2 separate regions of the Homo sapiens genome follow, and region 1 is linked to region 2. A link is an interaction called in ENCODE POLR2A ChIA-PET data of the cell type or tissue named here. Cell type or tissue: OCI-LY7. All regions are shown on one strand. Each heading gives the region's core, and the rest is flanking DNA. Links, peaks and the distances in the headings are about the cores only. Region 1 overlaps LOC124903847 (a long non-coding RNA gene). Region 2 has its middle 240 kb from the start of KAZN-AS1.

Region 1 (9,959 bases), core at 814-8,813, 120 kb before region 2:
GGAACATAGAAAAACCCCATCTCTACACAATTTTTTTTAAGAAAGTTAACTGGGCATGAGCCTAGTGGTGTGTGCCTGTGGTCCCTGCTACTTAGGAGGCTGATGCAGGAGGATTACCTGAGCCTGGGAGGTGGAGGCCACAGTGAGCTGTGATCACACCACTGCACTCCACCTGGGCCACAGAGTGAGACCTGGTCTCAACTGAAAACAAAAAAATCAATTAATGCCATCTTCAGTGGATTCCTGTAGCATTAGAATCAAATCCAAATTCCTCCCTGTGGCCTCCAAGGCCCCTGTAATCTGGTCCTGGCCACTGCTGTGACCTCCTCCCATTCCACTCTGTCTCTGGTCACTTCACGCTGGACACTGAGGTCCTCTGCTGTAGTAACTGAAAAAATATCCATATCTCATTTACCTACAATTCCCCAACAGCATCCTGTGTGGTGCCTTATACCTAGTAAATATAAATCAATTTTTATTAATTGATAATTCTCTGACTTAAAATTGAAGTTTTAGATAAATGGGTGGCATCTGACAAAAATCTAACCATCAATTTTTTTTAAAAGGGTTGCTTATCCTGTTGCAATTTTGGGATATCCCATTTCTTCTTCTAGCCTAAATTCCAGTTATTGTTCTGAGATTCCTGAAACTTTCAGGCAGCTGCCATTTGGAAAAATAAATGCCCAAATCAGGCAAACCTACAGGTGGCATTGCTCTAGGAAAAATGAGGAGGCTTAATTAGCAATGAGACTCCACACATTTTGACTGGGCCAAAAATATCAGGCTGCCAATTTTTCATTAATTCTTGTTAAACACATTCGTGCCCTTTGAGGACTGCATGTATTTGATGAACTGGCTTCCAAATCTAATAACAATTTGCTCGTCTTTAGAGCTGCACCCTGGAAATAATCTGACAGACCAGGAAATCATACACAACAGGCAAACAGGAAAATATCAAAGAAATTGGTAACCACTGACCTTCACCCATACTGATGACTGAATGCTTATGAGGCACGAGGTTCTAGTCTATGCGTATTAGTTCATTCAGGTCTCAGAAAATGCTAAGAGGTAGGTACTCTATCATCTCCATTTTGCAGGCAAGGAAACAGGCACAGAGAGGTTGGGTATGTTGCCCAAGGTCACACAGCCAGTACTTGGCAGATCCAGGATTTACACCAGGCAGTACAATTTCAGTACCTACACTTGCAACTGCTACTCTATAACATTTTGCAATTTTTAATTTTGATATAACTGAAATTCCAGAAAAAATACAAGAATTGTTCATGAAACTTCTATATAACTTTTACCCAGATCCACCTGTTTTTACTTTGCTGTATTATTCTTTGCATATATTTTACATAGATATGCATATTTTGTTTTCCTGACCCAATTAAGTTGGAGACCTTGTGCCCACATAACCCTAAATATTGCAGTATGCATTTCCTAATATATTCTCCTATATAATCTCAATAGTTATCAAAAATCAGAAAATTTAACATTTTCATAACAATACTATCTAACTCACAGTCCATATTCAAATTTCATCAATTGTCCTAATAATGTTCTATATAGCTATTTTTTTTCCCCTGGTTCAGGATGCAACCTGAAAGTACACATTGCAATTAATTGTCTTTAATCCAGAGCCTTTAGTCTCTTTTAATCTGGAGCAATTCCTTTGTCTTTCTTTGTGTTTCCTGAACTTGATAATTTTTAAAGAACACAGGCCAGTTTTCTGTGACATGTTCTTAATGTTTTCTCATGATTGTGTTCAAGTTACACATTTTTGGCAGGAAGACCAGAATGATGTTGTATCCTCAGCGCATCACAGTAGGAGACATGAGATGTTCTGTTGTCCCAATATTGATGATGTTGGCTTTGATCATTTGGTCAAGATTGTATTTGGCAGTTTGCTTCGATGCAAAGTTACTATTTCTTCATTTGTAGTTAATAAATGATTTGTAGGGAGTGGAACTCTGTATCCACTCTATTTCTCATCAAACATTCACTCCCTACTTTCAGCATCCTGTGGTTGCGACCCACTACGCGTTACTGCCTCTTTGTATATGAGGGCTTGTTTTCCAACTCAAAGGTGAGAAGCATTGCTCAGATGGAGACTCTGTCTTGGGCAGCTATAAACAGAAGTGTCCCACAAAGATCAACAGCACTGTCTTTGGGGTTACATAGGCTAGAGTTCAAGTTCTGGTACTAGCATAGATAATGGTCTTGGAGGAAGTCCCTTAACCTCTTTGAGTTTCAGTTTCCACGTCTGTAAAGGAGGACAATGATAGTATCTCCTTCCACAGAGTTGTAGCATAGGTGTAGACATGACCTAATGTAGACAGTGTCTGGACCATAGAAGTGTCCACCATAGCTGTGTGATTATCATGAAAGGGAGAAGCAACCCAAAACATCAGGGCTGAAACGACTTTATAATTAGCCAATAAGTTCATGCCAGTTCTTGAGTGTCTAGGATGCCACTGGGAGGGTGTGAAAAATGGTGGGGAAGCACATGGGTGAATAAGTCATGCCCAAGGCAGAGTGGACTGTTATCTTAGACAGGTGCAGAGGGTGTCAGGTGTGGGAAAGAAGTGATTCATTTCAACAGGTGATCAGGCAGGACTTCACGAGGAGGCAGTGGCATATGAACTTGTGGGACCACGAAGGGTCAACATCACTTTATGAAATCCCCCTCTGTGTACTCTGCTTTCTGCTGGGTGCTTTAGGGGTTGACTGAATGTAAATGAGATTAGCAGATCCCAGAGAACAAATGAATGGGAACCACTGGTAGAATTGGACGTCACTCATGACATCAAATAAAATGGAAAGATTGGGGACACGAAGATCAAATTTTGTTATTTTTCACACCTAAGCCTCTGATAGGAGCCAAATGCCTGAAGAACAAATCTTATCTTGTCTTTTAAAGAATGAACTTTGATTGTGAAGGCGTCTCTGTAGGTAGAGCCCAGGAACTTTGAGATGCTGCTGGTTTGGAGCTAAATTTGGCAACTTCTAGGCCCTGTCTGGGCAGAGCTAATCCCACCAGCTCACCCATCACCTCATGGTCTGCGATTGGCTGCTCATTATTCTGAACACCCTGGGCTATGTCCTGTCACCTGTGGTCAGGGGTTGGGGCCTGGTTCACATCATGGTAGAGCAGAAGGTATTGCCTTTCAAGAAGTAGCCCAGCACTGCTGACTTTCACAGCAAGGACTGGGTAGTTTTTCATAGCAGAGTCTTATGACTGTCCAGGCCCAGATAGGTTAGAATCAGGAAAGAGCAAAGGGAGAGAAAGCCCACTCCACCCTGAGTTCATGTCCTTTCTACTGAATCATCCCTCTCCATAGTTTCTAAGTGGCCTGTTGGAGAGGCTGTGAGTCTGTCACATTGGCCCTGAGTGGTAAGGATCACAAAGCAATGGCCAATTGCATTTGAGCTCATGCGTGGTCCACGGACCTTCAGAGTCAACCCCAATACATTGGCCTTTACCAAATACCCTTTCAGAGAGCACATCAGGGGAGCAATTGCAGAAAGAGATAGAGAAATATGGGGATTTAATTTTTTCACAAAGCACTTTTGCCCAAGCTGTGCTAATGTTCTCCAGTGAAATACTTTTCAAAACAATCCACCAAAAAATGCGACAACACATTCCATTAACGATGTCTGCCTTCATCTCACCCAGGGCCACAACAGCCAGCCAAGCAATTTAATGTCTTCCAACAAAAATTGTTTCCTCCCTGGACTGGGGAGGAGGCTCAGTGATCAGACAGGAAAGATGAGAGTGCTTTCCAGAGGGAAGGACAAGGTTCGTGTTTTCTAAACTCTCATGGGGTTTCCAGAAGCATCAAGAGCTTCTCTACCCAATCCTGTTAACATCAGAGCCCCTACCTGCCAAACCTAAGGTGCTTCTGATGCATTTTTCTTAGAGCAGAGCAAACATATGTGAGCCATAATCGTAGAAGCAAAGGAGATTAAATGCCTTGCCTCTTACCATAGATTATAAGCCTGTTAAAAACAGACCTGAGGCCTGTTCATCTTTATAATCCTGGTTCTTAGCGATACCCTGCCATCCAAATGATCAGTGAAAGTGTCATGAATTAAAAAAAAAGAAAACAAAAAAAAAAGGGAGAGCAGACTTCCCTTATGTCATTCCCCAGAATTCAGATAGCCATATGCCCTAGATTAACTGGGGTAATCTTGAGTTCAGATCTTTCCTTTCCCTGTCTTCAGAATTAATATTGTCTTGACAGCTGATGCATCCTGTATTTTGGTTCAGCAAATGGGCATGTTTGATCTTGACTGCAGGATCGTATTTGCTTGTTTTTTTTCCAACCTTTTCTGGGGTCACAGACCTCTTTGCAAATCTGGTGAGAACTAGGGATCTTCACTCCCTAAAAATGCAAGTGTATACATGTTCAAATGTTTGAATTCAATTTTAGGAAGTTGTCAGGCCCTCTAAAATATCCTTAAATTCCAAGATATAATCTGCTTCTGTAGGGTTGATATCATGGCTTGCATTTTATTCCTCCAACAGTGAAAGCAGATTCTGCTTTCGACATGGGTTTAACTGAGTTGGACAAGGTGGGAGAGACGATGGCAGTCTTTTCCTCAGCTGACTATTTTCTAGCTAGGAATGCTGAATTCAACCCAGGTTACAAAACCGTAGCTGATGCAGAGGAATGAAAATGCAGCAGACATATCCTTTCTAAAATTTAGGGATGTGTGAGTATGTGGAAAAGCAGAGGAGACAAGTTGTATTATTAATTTTTTAAAATGAGAATCCTTTTCTCAAAGGCCCATAGATCTATCTTCTTATTTAAAATTAAAAAAAAAAAAAAACTAGCTTTGGCTGCAGAGCAATCATGCTTCTTAAGGCTTCTAAAAGAATGTTCTGATGAAAGACGACACAGTCCTAGGGCTTCATCAACATCCACAGCTGACATCTCTGTTATGAGTTCCAGGAGCTCGGTGAACTGTTCAAGAATGAACGGAAAATGCAAAAGTAAATTATGTCATGCCTTAAGACTGTGGTGTGGTAATGCCACATGTACTAGAAAAGAGATTTCGAGTGGTTATACGAAACTCAGATGTACCCCTGGGAATGCATTTGAAGCTCACCGGTTTCAGAAGCCTGCTGGATCATTGGAAATGCATTGAAATGAATTCATTGTCCATGTGTTTATGGATGACTTCTGAAAGAAAAATAGCAATGTTTGACATAAGGCCAAGAAATAGACCAAACTTCCTCAGAACGGAATGTGATTTTAGCAAGCTTCCAAAATTCCAGTTGCTCATTGAAGCTTAGTGAAGATAGTCAGACCTCGTGGGATGGAAATAGAGGCTGAACAGCACACAGAGATGCAGAGCCATCCTGTGAATATTTTGGTCTAAGCTGGGGTAAGTCCTTTTCTCAAGGTCCTGACCAGGTCCTTAGGAATATGCTGAGCTTAAAACCCTTCCCTTTAAGTTTTTGAATCTCAAAGAAAAGTGTCCTTTGGAGATGTTGGATGAAAGTTGAACATCGGTAGGTGAAACTCTTTGAGCACTTTGCAAACTACTGCAGCCAGACAGCTCTTTGCATGAATTCTGAACTGAAGAATGTCATTCAAATTCTTCTGGGCCCATTTTCTACCACTCCAAAAGGAAATGCCCAGAGGAAGGGAAGCCTTGGGAAAACAGAAATATTAGGAGGAAGCTGTGATTTCCAAATGGCAAGACAGCCCCACCATCAATACTTGAAGTTGGTAAGGTAAGAGCTATTTAGCAGAGTCTAAAACAAGCTCGCTAACATTTTGAGAGTCGGGTATACTCTGGAGGAAGGGTTGTTTATTGAACATTCTCCTTGTCTCTTGAGATAAATGACGCACTGGAGAGAATGAGGATTTGAGGAGTTTATTGCTTATATTTGCATTGAAGAGACCAGAGTCAGATAAATGGAAAAGAGAATAATGCAAGACTTGTGGATGTTGGATTCATAAAAAAGAAAGCAAATGAAAGCTGGAGATGCCTAAAAAAGACTTCTTATATGCCATGAGAGATAAGGTAATCTTGAAGGATGGACAGAGTTTGGATAGGCATAAATGGGAAGGGAGAATGATGTAAGCAAAGATGAGCCTTGTTCATTCTGGGACCAACTTGGAGGACATTTGAGAGCCTGGAGGACATATGAGGGTCAGGGTTCATACTTTGTTGTGTATCAGAATGATGACCTAGACAGCCTCTTAAAAGTGCAGATTCCCGTCTGGGCGCAGTGGCTCACGCCTGTAATCCCAGCACTTTGGGAGGCTGAGGTGGGCAGATCCGAGGTCAGGAGATTGAGACTGTCCTGGTTAACACGGTGAAACCCAGTCTCTTCTAAAAATACAAAAAAATTAGCCGGGTGTGGTGGCAGGCACATCTAGTCCCAGCTACTCAGGAGGGTGAGGCATGAGAATCACTTGAACCTGGGAGGTGGAGGTTGCAGTGAGCCAAGATCTCACCACGGCACTCCATCCTGGGCAACAGAGTGAGACACACCTTTGTAGACTCTGATTTCATGGGTCAAGGCTTGGGCTCAGAGATCTGCATTTCTAACAAGCGAGCCAGATGATTTTGACACAGCTAGTCCATAGACCACACTTTGTGAAACACCGACGTCTACTTCCTCTTGGCTTCTTTGTTTAATCATTAAAAGCACCAAGCAGGGATAGGGTCCTAAGAAGGTTGAGTCTAGAACTTGAAGAAAAATGTACCTTCAAGAGCTAAAGCAAGATGGGATGTGAAAAGCCAGGACACACAGGCAAAGACATAACAAAAATGCAGTGAGCTAATATCACATTCAATCTTGTTCCCACCTTGCTGCAGCCTCCACCCAGGTAACCCCAACCAGTTCCAGGCTAACACTGAACCCCATCAAACCATCCTTCTTACAACTCACGTCGCTCAACCTTAAACAAAACAAGGCAAGGGGAGAGGTGGCTCGTGGTGATCAAGAAGTAAGATACAATTTTACCTTTGGTTTCTATAGATTTATGACCTATATGACCTTCCCCATAAAAGCACCTATGAGTAGCTGTCTTTTGCCTTTTTTGGAGATCATAGACTGTTTTGAAAATATGATAAAACCTCTGATCCCTCTTCCTAGATCATTGTATATGGACACTTGTACACACCATTTGCCATGTAATTTCATGGAGTCCAACAAAAATGATCAGCTAACACATTCTTGTTACACCTGGAATCTAACCTTTATTCTTAGAGTTTCCTGAATGTTAGACAATTTCATCCACTCAACCTCTGGGCAGGATACATGTCTGTTTCAGTGTTATTGACACATATCTCGACTCATCTTTGAGATTCCATGTGTATTGTCTTCTGAGGAAATATTCAGAAACCCCCACTTGAGACACCTACTTGCCTGTTCACTTGGGCTCACTTCTTCACGTCCTTTGGTGCAAGATGGGAGAGGCTATACCTGCTTCCACATTATGTTCTGCGTTGATTTGAGAAAAAGTGACAACTTCATTATAGATCTGTCTGTTCTCTCCAACTCTTTGCTATGACTCAAGGGACTGCAGCTCCCAAACTTGTCATTCATTACAACCATAGCATTTAGTTGGAAAGGTTTCAGAGGAAGCTGTCAGTTCGGAAATAGAGAAAGATATTATCAATAAAAATTGGTCCTTGTTTTTCCCTATGCATCTTCCATTTTTTCCACACATTTATCCAGGTACCCATCATGTATCCAAGTGCCAGATCTTGCACTAGGTAGGTGGAAATAGTGAAGAGGAAAACCTCAGTTAGACCTTAGAGTCCAATTGGGAGCGGTAGATATTAAATAAGTATAAAAGTAACTAAAATGATTACAGATGCTACAAAGGGAAAACAAGGTGATGTGATAGGAAGGAAGCGATGCAGGGGTCCTGCCTTTGGTAGAGTAGTCAAGGAAGGCCTCTCGGAGGAGGTGACTTTTGAGCCCAAGACCTGGAAGATGAGAATGGGCCAGTAGGGAAAGGAAGGAGTACCTTGCACTTGACAAATCCTCCACAGCTAGGACCTGCCTCCCGTGAATGCCTGCCAAATGTCTTCTATATAGAACAGGCTGGGGCAGTCATGATCAGAAGAGTTTTCTGTGTTTAATGCATGCTTCCTGCTGCTGGCATATGTCTTCCCTCATCTGCTGACAGGCTTGTGAAGCCTCAAGCCAAATTTCCCAACAGGCAGAGCCGCCTTGTCAAAGAGGAAGGCGGGTGCCAGCGCCTCACATGAATCACAAGATCAGACAGATCCCTGTAGTGGCAGGCTGGGGTACATTCAGAAGGGGTGTGTCTACACTACCCCGGTGGCTTGCCTTTGAGAGCAGCCAAAGTCAATCCCATCATGCAAACCTGTAGATGATTTTCCCCAGCCGATGGGACTGGGGAGTTAGAGGAAGGAATCCGCAGGTTTGAAGAAGGGAGAGCCACACTTGTACAGGGCCTTTGGGCCAGAGAACAGTCAGGATCAAACTCTCCTCTACCGTGTCTGACTCGCAGATGCCATTGTCATCAGATAGAGCAAATGCAACCGGGTATGTGAATTCCAAGGAGTGTCTTCTTGGCTGCTGTCAACCTCCTGGGTAGAATGCTAAGCCCAGCTTTGTGAATTCCCTATGGTCTGGGTGTGTAACTCCCTAGGTTCACTGGGCCATGAGGCTGAGTTTTCCATACAAGACATTTCTGTGGAATCTCTTGGTTCAGGCTTCATTGTTCCAACATGTGGATTTCACCAATCCTTGCCAAGGCTGAGTCTGACATAGGTATAAATGTGGTTTCTTTCCCAAGACTCTGAGAGCCACAAGCTTGCAGAATTCAGGCTAGGTCTCTAGCAGGGGACACACCTCCACACCCAAGTTCCACAATGACTCTACCCTATACCTACCCCTTGGTTCACAGGACAGATGGTGTTCACAGGTAGGATACGTCCTAGGGATGCACTCAGAGTCTGATGATACGCCAAACTGATTTGTAGGGGAGAAATCCCTTTTGGTTCCTCGGAAAAAGTGTTGCCAGATCTGGTGACTGAGCCACCTGCATATAAACCTAACCTGTCTGCCTTTCTCTGTTAACATGGCCACTATCTCAGTCAGGCCATTGTGTCTCATGTGCAGTGTGCTTCCTAACCTGTCTGTTTCCATTTTTGCACGCTTTTGATTGATTTTCCTCTGTGCAGCTAGAGGGACCTTTTGAAAGTATGTTTCAGATCATGTTGCTCTACTGCCTAAAATCCGGCTGAGCACAGTGGCTCATGCCTGTAATCTCAGTACTTTGGGAGGCTGAGGCAGGAGGATCCCTTGAGCCCAAGAGTTTGAGACCAGCCTGGCTGGGCAACATAGGGAGACCTCATCTCTACAGAAAATTCAACAATTAGCAGGGCATGGTAGTGAGCACCTGTGGTCCCAGTTCCTTGGGAGGCTGATGTGGGAGGATCACTTGAGCCCAGGAGGTCAAGGCTGCAGTGAGCCGTAATTATGTAAGACTCTGTCTTAAAAAAAAATAAATAAATTCTTCCATAGCTGCCCATTAAACTTGGAATAAAGCCCCAAATGCTAACGAGGCTCCGAGTCCCTGCAGGATCCTGTCCTAGGGTGCTTCCCATATCCTGCTCTCCTCCTTCCTCAACACACTCCAAACATATGTGCTACATTTCCAGGATGACCCCAAACACTTTCCTGCCACAGCACCTTTGCGTTTGTGAGACTCTCTTCCAAGTACACCATTCTCCTCTAGTCAGGACTGGTTTCTTGTCAGCTCCAATATTCCCCCTCCTACCCCCACAAAAGGCCTTTCCCAACTAACCATGTTATATAACAAAGCCTCCCCACCCACCACTGTAATTGCCTTAATGCTCATGATAGAGGTGATTTTTGTTGGGTGAGTATTTTCTCTCCTTTCCCTGTACACTCCCTGTTCTGCTGACTTTGGGCTTGGCCATGCGACTTGCTT
Region 2 (9,959 bases), core at 928-8,927:
GCTATTGGCTCGAGTTGGCACCAAGGAGTCTTACTGGCTGTATTCCCAGGTTCAACGTCAGATTTAAATGACGACACTTAGCAACACCATGCCTCAATTTACCTGGCTACTCTTATGGGACTGTTTGAGTTTAATATGAATGTGTATAAGGATTCCTGTTCTAAGTGCAATTTTTTTAAGATTATAATTATATGGCATACATTTGGCTCTCTATCATCTGACTAATGGATGGGAGCTACAACCTTAAAAAGATACTAAATAACGGATAAGAAAAAAGTCTGATATTGAATTCAATTGTGGTGGAAAAAAATATTGGCAATGAAATTACTTTCCTAATTTTGTCTCATTCAGACTAACACTGGTTTACATTTCCTGAGTGCATGCCACCAGGGAAGAAATGCTTTGCCCATGGATAATCTATGGGTACATAATTGAGAACTGACTACTGGCTAGATTCTATGAGGCTGCTCTTCCGGTAAGTTACTGCATATTCTTCATATTCTTGTTCAGAACAGCTCTACACTTTCCTCATTTCCCCTTCATCCATCCCACTCCTATGTCTCATGAAATTCGAACAACTCTTACCCTAGCCTTCTTTTGTGTGTGTCTCTATGTCCCCAGCATCTAGCTAGAAAAGCCTGAGATCCCGGTTCCTCTGTGGACACCAATAGGCAAAGGATTAAAGGATCCTCTGTTCCCAAGGGACCAGCTGGAATTGTTATATTCCCTAAATTAAATGTAAATTTCTGAAAAAATAATTTGTATATATCTTTTGCAACATCTCAGGGGAGCTATTTCCAATCACCTCATGGGGTAATGCTTAACACACAAAACTAAAGTACAAATATATGCAATAAAGCATGAGACAAGGCTTCTCTTTCACACACACACACACACACACACACACACACACACACACACACGCTCCTCTCTCTCTCTCTCCATCCCCAGATCTAAGTTTAAATGTCATGTTCAAAGAGAATGTCTTTGAACTGTTATCTAAATGGGGTCCTGGTACAGTGTTTCTTTAAGACAAACATTAAAACTCACTGTTATCTGTTTACTCCCATATTTATAGTCAGTTGCCCCCAGTGAAACCCCAGATCCTTGAGGGCAAGGATTACTCCTTTCATCTTCACCGGTGTTTCCCCCATAGGCTGGCAACATCCCTGGCACATAACAGATGCTCAATAGAAAAAGGAGAAAGTGAGTGAATGGATAACGAAGATGTATCTGGAAAATCAATTATGATCAATTATAGGGCTTGAAATAAAAGAATTCCGAAATCAAAAGAGTTCCATAAATAATTAAAAAGTTAGCCTTGGACCTAAAGTAGGGTTTCTCAATCTTGACACTCCTAACATTTGAAGTTGGATAAGTCTTTGCTGTGAGCAGCTCTCCTGTGCATTGTAGAGAGTTTAGCAACATCCTTGGCTTCTACCTACTGGATGCTAGCAGCACACTCACCCCCTGCCAGTCAGGACAACTGAAAATATCTCCAGACATTGCCAGATGTCACCTGGTGTGGGAGGGAAGCAAAGTTGCTCTGCTTCCTTCTCAGCTGGGAGCCTCTCATCTAAAGGGTGATGGTGGGATTGGGTATTATTTTGGAAGCCAAGTATTTGCCAACATCACAGTAGACATCATGAAGAAAATGAGATATGTGAGGTAGGGGGCTGTAATATATTTCCTATTCTATTTAAATACTTTTGTAAACCATATTCTTGGAAGCTGAACCTTTCTAGGAGTCTGAGAGGGTAGTGTGTAGCTTTAAGAATGTATCAACATATTAAAATTGTCAAAATATTTTTAGTTATGTGAGGTATTCTATATCTGAAGCCAGGTTTTAATGTTCTTCTTTCCCAAAATTACATACCCCCTTTCTATCTATTTAATAACCCCTCAGGAAGCAAATACTCCAAGTCACCATCTGCAAGTAGGAAATCAATTACTCCTTCTTTGCGACGGGCTGGATGGAACAATGTAAAAAAGGCTATTTTATTCAAGCTTAATACCTAGTTTTCAAAATAGAGATAATAATACCCAACCTCCTGTCCCTCTCATGGCTGAGAAGATGAGAAAATGCTGGCAAAAGTACTTTGTAAACAGTAAAGTGATCTGCAAATATCAGCTAGGTCCTTCTCCGAGATTCCACAGCCCCCATGTACGCTGTCATCAGTATTTATCATGGAGCACTTCAACGTCCAGTTATCCATCTAATCCTGAACCCCTCTGGTGGGGGAGGAGAGTTAGGGGTAAAGTTCTGTCCCTCTCTGTCCCTAGAACTTAGAGCAGTGCCAAGCTGTGTACTGAGACCCAAGCATGAAGTCCACGCATGCAGCAGGCAGAGTAAATTAATTATTGCCTCCATCTGCAGCGGTGTCTGCCAGCATCTACTCCTCTTCCTTGTGGTAATAATACCAGTCTGCACTTGCTCACAGTCATGGCGAGACCATCCATCAACAAGCCTACCTGCCCACGGTCAAAGAGAGGAGGGCCCAGTGACCTAAGACAGATCATTCAGAGTTTTCCAAGAATTTGAATCTTGATCAAAGTGACACAGAGAAAGAAAATGGTTGGAGCCAAGTTGTCCTAACCACAGCACGCTGAAACAATTGCTTTTAAGCTTTTGACACCTAAATCTCCATAGCTACCCTCTCTCCTATCTTTTCTGAGATGTAATGCTTTATCTTTTCCTATGAGCTACCCATGGGTTTCTATTAAGTGTATCCCTGTTAATGTTTATCAGAGCTGGTCTCTGTTGCTGACAACCAAGGAATCCTAACCGAATCCTCACCCCAACCTTCCTTACATGATTTTGTTACTATTTCGTATCCTGCTTACTGTAACAGGAACCATCACTTATTAGACCAGCATAAATTCCATTTTATTATCATTTTAAATGTTATTAAACTAATGACTCAGGATCAAAAAATGTAACATAAAAGCTCTATGATGTACAAAATATTCAGTTGGTACGAAAGTAATTGAAGTTTTGCACCAACAAATTCCCAAATTGTCCTTTGGCACTATACAGATCTATGGAAGTTGGACCAGTTTGATAGACACTATTCTATTCAAGCATCACTCACCCCAAGTAAGAGGTGCAACTTTCCTTCAGAATACAATGAATGGAAATCAATCTTTTTTCTGAGTCTCATTTCCAACTCGACCTGTGTCTTGGCGCACCAAACACTGAAACAACTTTGCATTCTCTGAACATTTTGCTTTATGGATTTTACAACGATGACAGAGGTCTCAGGAGGGTCTAACTTTCTCTATCAATTTAAAAAAACCCTAGACACAAGCTTAACAGAACAAGAGTATTACAATTTTATGTCTTATCCTCCATTTCTTCTAAACAGGAAGGGTGAGTACAGAAGTTCCGTAACTGAAGGGATTGCATCTAAGCCTGGCAATGCCTGTGGCTTAAAGTTTATTTATCTGAAACAAAAACAAAACAAAACAAACACCCTTTTAAAGATCAAAACTATTGTGGCAGTATGGAAAGAGGGCTTGTAAGAGTTATGTAAAAAACTACAAGCTTTTGGACTTGCTGATTTGATAGTTTTGCAACTAAGAATGGAAAATAAGCATTGCTTTTGCAAACTCGCAGGAAAGGATGCGTAATGGAGCACATGGATTATTTCAGGGGATGTGCTAAGACTCCTTTGAATAATCAGCTTATCATTGTAGCTTTTTAGTGAAGGGAACTAAATTCTTCAGCATCCATATAAGTATTTCTTTCTCCTATGACTTTTACAAGGTGGAAAGCTGGTGGGATGAGTAGACTTCAAGATATCCCAGGGTAACTTTCTTAGGATGAAAGCTTTGCCTGTTTTCCCTGGTTCTAATGTCAGAGTTTCTTCCCTGCTTGCTAAGGAAGAGAACCTAGGGAGAGAGTTCTAATTCTTTCTCCATCATGGTGTTACATCCCAGAGGATAAGGAAAACCCACATGTGCGGTACCATCCATAGCCGCAGCCAGCATCTGTGACCTTCTTAAGCCCAGGATCCTTCTGATGTCTCAGTTTGTATAAAGTGAGGGCAAGACATTCTCTAGGGCTAACCAGGTCACATTCATAGGCATAACCCTAAAGCCGGCAGCAGCTAGAAAGCTCCAGATAACTGTACCAGTGACAGCCACAGAGGCCTACCTACCTTGACCACAGTATCAACTTCGGAAAGAATCTGGAGGGATGGAAAGTGCTAGTAACAGAAGAATCAAATTAAAATGCACTTCTATAATAGGTGTGAACTGCTCGGTTCCCAAGGCATCCTTCCCAATGCAAGATGATGTTGACTTTGGGGCGCTAACCCTCCCTATCTGCCAGGAACCTGAGCCAAGGTTTCCTCTGGTCCACACTGCACTTCCCCATCTGAGGCCAGGGAGTGTCCAGACAGCTAAAATAGCTGATCATGTTCAATCGGCCCAGTTTTGCCAGAAACCAATTGGAAAGCACAATCATCTAGAAGAGTTTGCTAGACAGCTCTTTTAAAAAGAGAAAAGAAAAACGAAGCCACCCAAATCCTATGCAGTGTCTGATCCTGGCAGGGCTCCCGATCTGCCTCCTAAATGCCAGGTTTCCCTCCTGCTGCTGCTTCCGCTCTTGCTTGGCAAGGGGGAATATAGGCTTTTGGCAAATGTGCTTTCCAGTTCCCCGAACACAAATAACAGAAAGAAAGACAGACAAGGAAAGAACAGGAAAGGGAAGGAAGAGAAGGAAGTGAAAAATGCAGAATGTAATTCCACATCTCAGCTAACATTTATTTTGCCAACCAAAAGAAGAGAAGGCGAGGGAGGGAGGAGGGGAATAGATTTGAGAGAAGGAGAAAATAGGAGGGGAGGAGGAGAGATGCTGGGTCGGGTGGGGAGAAAAAGGGCAGAGGGAGAAGACAAAGAAAAGCAAAAAGAAAAGGGAAGAGGAGACAAGGGCAGAAGGAAAAACGGAGAGTTTGAAGAGTAAAGCAAATTTCAGGTCTTTTCCGCCTAACGATGGACTTTGTTCGAGATTTGTTTAGAGATGACAGTTGTGTGGTTTATTTTTATTTTGAAGGGTTTACTTTCATCCCTAGAGATGGACCTCTGGGAAGGGTATACCAACGATTCAGCCTCCCTTAAAGCAAGCTCTTCCTTTTAGTCCCAGTACAGGCCAAGTTTTAGGCAAAGAGGCTACCCACTTCCTGTCCAGACCCAGGGCAGCCTCCTTAGGTCAGCAGAGCACAGACTCTCCCTCAGCCACCCTTTGTTCCATGGCCTGCAGAAGGAAGCCCCTAGGTGCACAGAAAGTTCTCTACCCTTTAGCACTCGGCCTTCAAGAGGGGGACCTTCCTGCCAACAAAGCAATCTTATTATTTTTCCAAGCATTTTTCTCCCCTTAATAAATAATGATATTAGGTCTTTGGGGGGTAAAGGGAGAGAACTGCCAAGGAGAGATTTAATTTGCTGTAATCAACCCCTCTTAGCATGCGGAGTCACACAGTATGAGTAAAAGAATTAATCTCTACCAGAAAGAATCGCTTCTTCGGTGTTACGAATCTAATCACTTAGGAGGCTGAGTCGGCATTTTGGGTTTAGACAGGGCTCTCAGGAATCAAAGCCACAAGATCGGGTTTCAAATGCGATCTGAATGGCAGACTCCATTGAATTTGGGGGCCTGCAAACTAAAAAGGAAATGGAATGCAAATAGAGGTGCTAGGCCTCTTCAGACACCTCCATGCTCAAAACGTTTAGGGGACGAACACCTAATTGCGGGCTTTCTGGGCTACCCATGTGAGGTGCTCCCTTCGCGATTCCATTTTCCAGGATGGATTGTCAGGCCTGCCAATCATCTCTGGCTTCCCCATTATACTTGGGAGATGTGTTTGCTCTGTGCACATTGTTTTATAATCCTCAGAGGTGGAATTTCATAGTCCGGCAATGCTTTTGCCTTTGACGTTCTCCTAAGCAGGATTTATTGCTTCCAAACAGATGTGACTTGAATCGATTATGCATTTTAAGCAGTCACTCTCAAGCAGCCTCCAGGTTCTGTGGAACACTTTTTGCCTGACTTCATTCGACTTGCAAGCTGATGTCAGAGTGTTTCATCATCATCTAATACTATTAAGGGCCCTGTGGGTATGGAACTGAGAGGGCTATTATACCAACCAAGTTCAAGGATGTGGTTACTACCCTTGAAAGGCTTACATCCTGCAACACAAAAACCTAAGAGATGCCTATTAATATCACAAAATGCAGACTGAACGAAAGGATGTTCAGATAAGTTATATCTACATTCTATCGGCCTCCCACTCTTGATGAACTTAGTGTATGAAAATGAGTACAATCATTTGTCTTTGGAATTGAGAGAAGAAGCAGTGTTAAAGCACAGATGGAAAATAAGTGAATTAGCCCCCGAAATGCCCAATAAAGAGTCTTTTTTTAAAAATGACATATTTTTACGTGTCTACTTCAAAACTCAAAATCACATATCATCCCTGGCCATCCCCAAAACGTTGGGATTCCTTGGCATTTTATAAGCTTGGCAACACTCATCTGAGACACTAGCAGGATACAGGACTGGGGTTAGCAGGTGACATGATCCCAATTGACTTCAGCAAGGAACGGAGGATCATAACCAAAACACTGTTTCAAAAAGTTAGCGGTTTTAGAAGAAAACCAATCAGAGTGGTATACTAAACTCATCACAACCCACTTCATCCTTTGTTAGTTTAAAAGACAGAAGCAAGGAATCTTGGAATGTTAGGAGGCAAAAGAAACAATGGGGTTTCCACATGACGTTTCTACCTGACCCAGGTAGACACCTACCTTCAGGAAAGAGGAAGAAGATGTAACCCACCTTCCTTTTTAGCATATGACTTAGGAGAATATCCACCATATCCCACTCCATTTTATCTGGCCATTTAAAGGAGAACATTCTAGCAGTCATCGATTTGGGATCAGGAGAAAATATGATAAGAAAATATTCCTACACGATGACTACACGATAGGGGATATTTTAATCTCCTTAAATAAAAAAGGGAAAATTCATTGTCAACACCACAAAGGATGAAGGCTCTCTAATGAATTAGGCACTCGGTGGGAGCAAACATTTCCGGAATATGAAACATTTTTGAAATCCAGTTCTAGGCACTAGTAAGCTCGGATGTGAAGGAGAAGAAAAATATGCACTTTTTTCAGTACCTTAGGTTTTGCAAACTGGAGTTTACACACAATGCCTTTTGGGATTCATTTAGGCAGTTCCCTTGGCTGAGGTGCTGGCTACAGGATTGGGACCAGGCATTTCGAGGAAAGCTAATCCTTTCAAGAACAATTTGCTCTCTTTTATTCAGTAAATTCTTCTAAATTTCCCTTTTTTCTGAGTTTCAAAATTGGCTGTCATAGCTTCAGAATCCTTCCTTTTTCCACCAGACAGGCTGGGGGAGAGAGGAGAAGCTGAATGGGCTGTTTATAATGAAGGAGAGCAGGAGAACCGTGAATAGGAATGAAAGGCTTTGCATAATTTGGGCCATCTCAACAGAGGGCCTCAAAAATCCCATGGGGCGGCTTCAGGCATTGACAGGTGAGACAGGCACAAAGGCACAGCCAGTTAAAGCCGTATTGGTACAAGACCCGGGCTTCGGGATTGATTTTAAAAATAAAACATAAACCACTACCAGCGTAGAAACAAAAGCAAAGAAACCACAGTTCAAAATCTCTGCTACAGAGCGGAATGAAAGAAACCACCAACCATTCTGACCTCAGCAATGCTGAACAGAAAACAAGCTCAGGAAGAAATCCCCGGGGCAAATGAACACAAAAATCACCAAACCCACAGAACATTTCCTGAAACATTTCCCGACACTGAAGAGGTAGGAATGACAATTAGATCTAGCTCAGTTTGGCTTCCCTAACACAGAAAACTATCAATTCTCTTAAAACACTTGGTGTTTGTCTATCAACACGTCTGAAGAGACCCACCAACAAAGCCAGAAGGAGTAGATAACTTTTAAATATTTCGATAAAATAGTACACAAGGAGACACCTTGAATAACATCTCAACAATAGCCTACAATGAGCTAAATACCTTCCTCAATAAATTCAGCGCTAGCAAAACCAGTGCTGATGTACTTACTGGGGCGGGGCGGGAGGAGTACAGCAAATGCACCAAAATATTCATTAGTTACTTATGCTGTTTGGGACAAGTATTTGCTCTACTCCAAAGCCTTTGCCAGCTATGATGCCTGCCAAGTTTGTATGTAAATGGATTTTCACTTTTCCAAGGCTAATGGGAGATCTGTTAAATTCTCAGAGACAACAAATATACTGTTCTTAAGCTGTATTACTTTGACTTTTTAAAAAGCTATTTTAATACTAAATTCCAAATAAGATCTAATCAGAAATCCAATACTCAACATATCCAATCTGTTATATCAGAAAAACAGGTTTCAATAGGTGTGGTAGTTGAACATTTTTGGACAGCTTATGCCAAAAAGAAAAAAAGATTCCACCTTCTCCATAGAGAATTTCTGTATTGATCTTTGTACCTGAGCATCCATTAAGAGGTGCCTCATCAATATCATGGAACTCTTCAGAGTCTCCTTCTCAGTGGGTAGAAAAGGGTCTTTGTCCTCCTCCAGTGCCTTCGACTTGGTGACAATAAAATGGGAAATCTGGTCATTGAGGGTGTGCAATGATTGCACAGCTGTGGAAAGAAAAAGAAGGAAAAGTAGAGTCACAACTGGTAACTTTCAAAGAGAAATTGACTAGCCATTTTGAAGAGAAAAGTAAGGGTGTACATACAAGGTCTAAGCCAGGCATGTATCAAGAACTTGACACATCTATAAATTCCATTAACAAACATGTTCAGTAACTAACAAACACTTATTGAACACCATTCAAATGCCAAGCCTACATAGAGTGCTTGGGGATACACTTGTGAGCAAAGCCTGACATGGTACCTACCTTCATGGAGTATCTAGTCCTGTTGCAGAAACTTAAAAAAAAAAATCAAGGTGTTAAATAGATACATGAATATGACTTTGTGGTAAGTGTTTATAAACTGCAGAAATTAACGGGGCATGAGAGGACAGCCCTAGACTAGATTTACATTTATGGTAATACAGTTGGCTATTGTACCTCTAAGCAGATGGCCTCTGTCATTAAATTTTATGAAGGGACAGTGGCCATGTTTTCCAATCAGTGCCACATGTGGGCTGAAAGGATTATTATTTCTCTATAATTCCCATAGCACTTACCATCTGATGTGTTATAGATTTTAAGATTTTACTTATTATGGTTGCTGCCTCTTTCTCTATTTTCTCTACAATGGACTTGATCACAGCAGAGAGGCTTCTTTTAATCTCTTTGCTTACTGTCATCTCCCCAAAAACTAGAACAGCACCTAGCAAATGGAAGGTGCTTAATAAATACTGTTGAATTAATTCCTTACATCTCTGTGAATTAATATTTCTTTCCTCATGGAATTTCTATCATTTTCAGGTAAATCTATCCTTTCAAACCCCAAATAAGTAAATTCTAGGCATTCTCCATAAAGCCACTGCATTTGCCACAATTATGAAAAGAAAAATGTCATTATCAAGGAGCCAGTATACAATAGAGGGACTTTGAAGACTTCTGGCTTTGGCCATGAGGGTCCAGATTATCCTCTTGCTGTAAATAACTATAAAACTGAACACTATGTTAGAATCAACTATTTTTAGACATTGGACAACATGGGATTGTGATCCTTGAGAAAATATGAAAAAGCAAGTTGAGTCCTAATATCTCCATGCATTCTGCAAGGACAGAATTTCCAGACTCCAGCATAGAAAAGAGAAATCCAGAGAGAGCCCCGCAATGTCACTGAATTAAGGAGCTGGAGATCAGGAAGACTAAGTTAGCTAGGATTTCCAGGACAAAGTTCTAAAAGAGCAGGAGGGCTACACCTAGATCTCCAAAGATCTGCAAAGGGGTTGCCT

What was found. ChIA-PET counts read pairs that join two places held together with the same protein. Peaks named below come from ENCODE experiments on the same cell type or tissue, not always from the same donor. Only the 100,000 strongest peaks of a DNase experiment are listed, where the experiment ranks them.
Region 1: POLR2A ChIA-PET joins it to region 2 with 21 read pairs; 2 of 35 experiments call an interaction of 5 or more read pairs at or near these places.

The regions. Positions count from the first base shown.
Region 1 is chr1:14,299,820-14,309,778 of GRCh38, reverse strand. It overlaps LOC124903847 (a long non-coding RNA gene), which reads right to left. Exons shown (of 3, transcript XR_007065475.1): 3 at 1-9,959. It also overlaps a transcript of KAZN not described here. Among named protein-coding and RNA genes, the nearest start is that of KAZN-AS1, 120 kb to the left of the region's middle. In OCI-LY7, for the core only: no CTCF peak of the experiment used is centred there; a DNase peak (open chromatin) is centred at 4,996.
Region 2 is chr1:14,179,159-14,189,117 of GRCh38, reverse strand. It overlaps a transcript of KAZN not described here. Among named protein-coding and RNA genes, the nearest start is that of KAZN-AS1, 240 kb to the left of the region's middle. In OCI-LY7, for the core only: no CTCF peak of the experiment used is centred there; a DNase peak (open chromatin) is centred at 6,137; H3K4me3 peaks cover 932 bases; H3K27ac peaks cover 458 bases.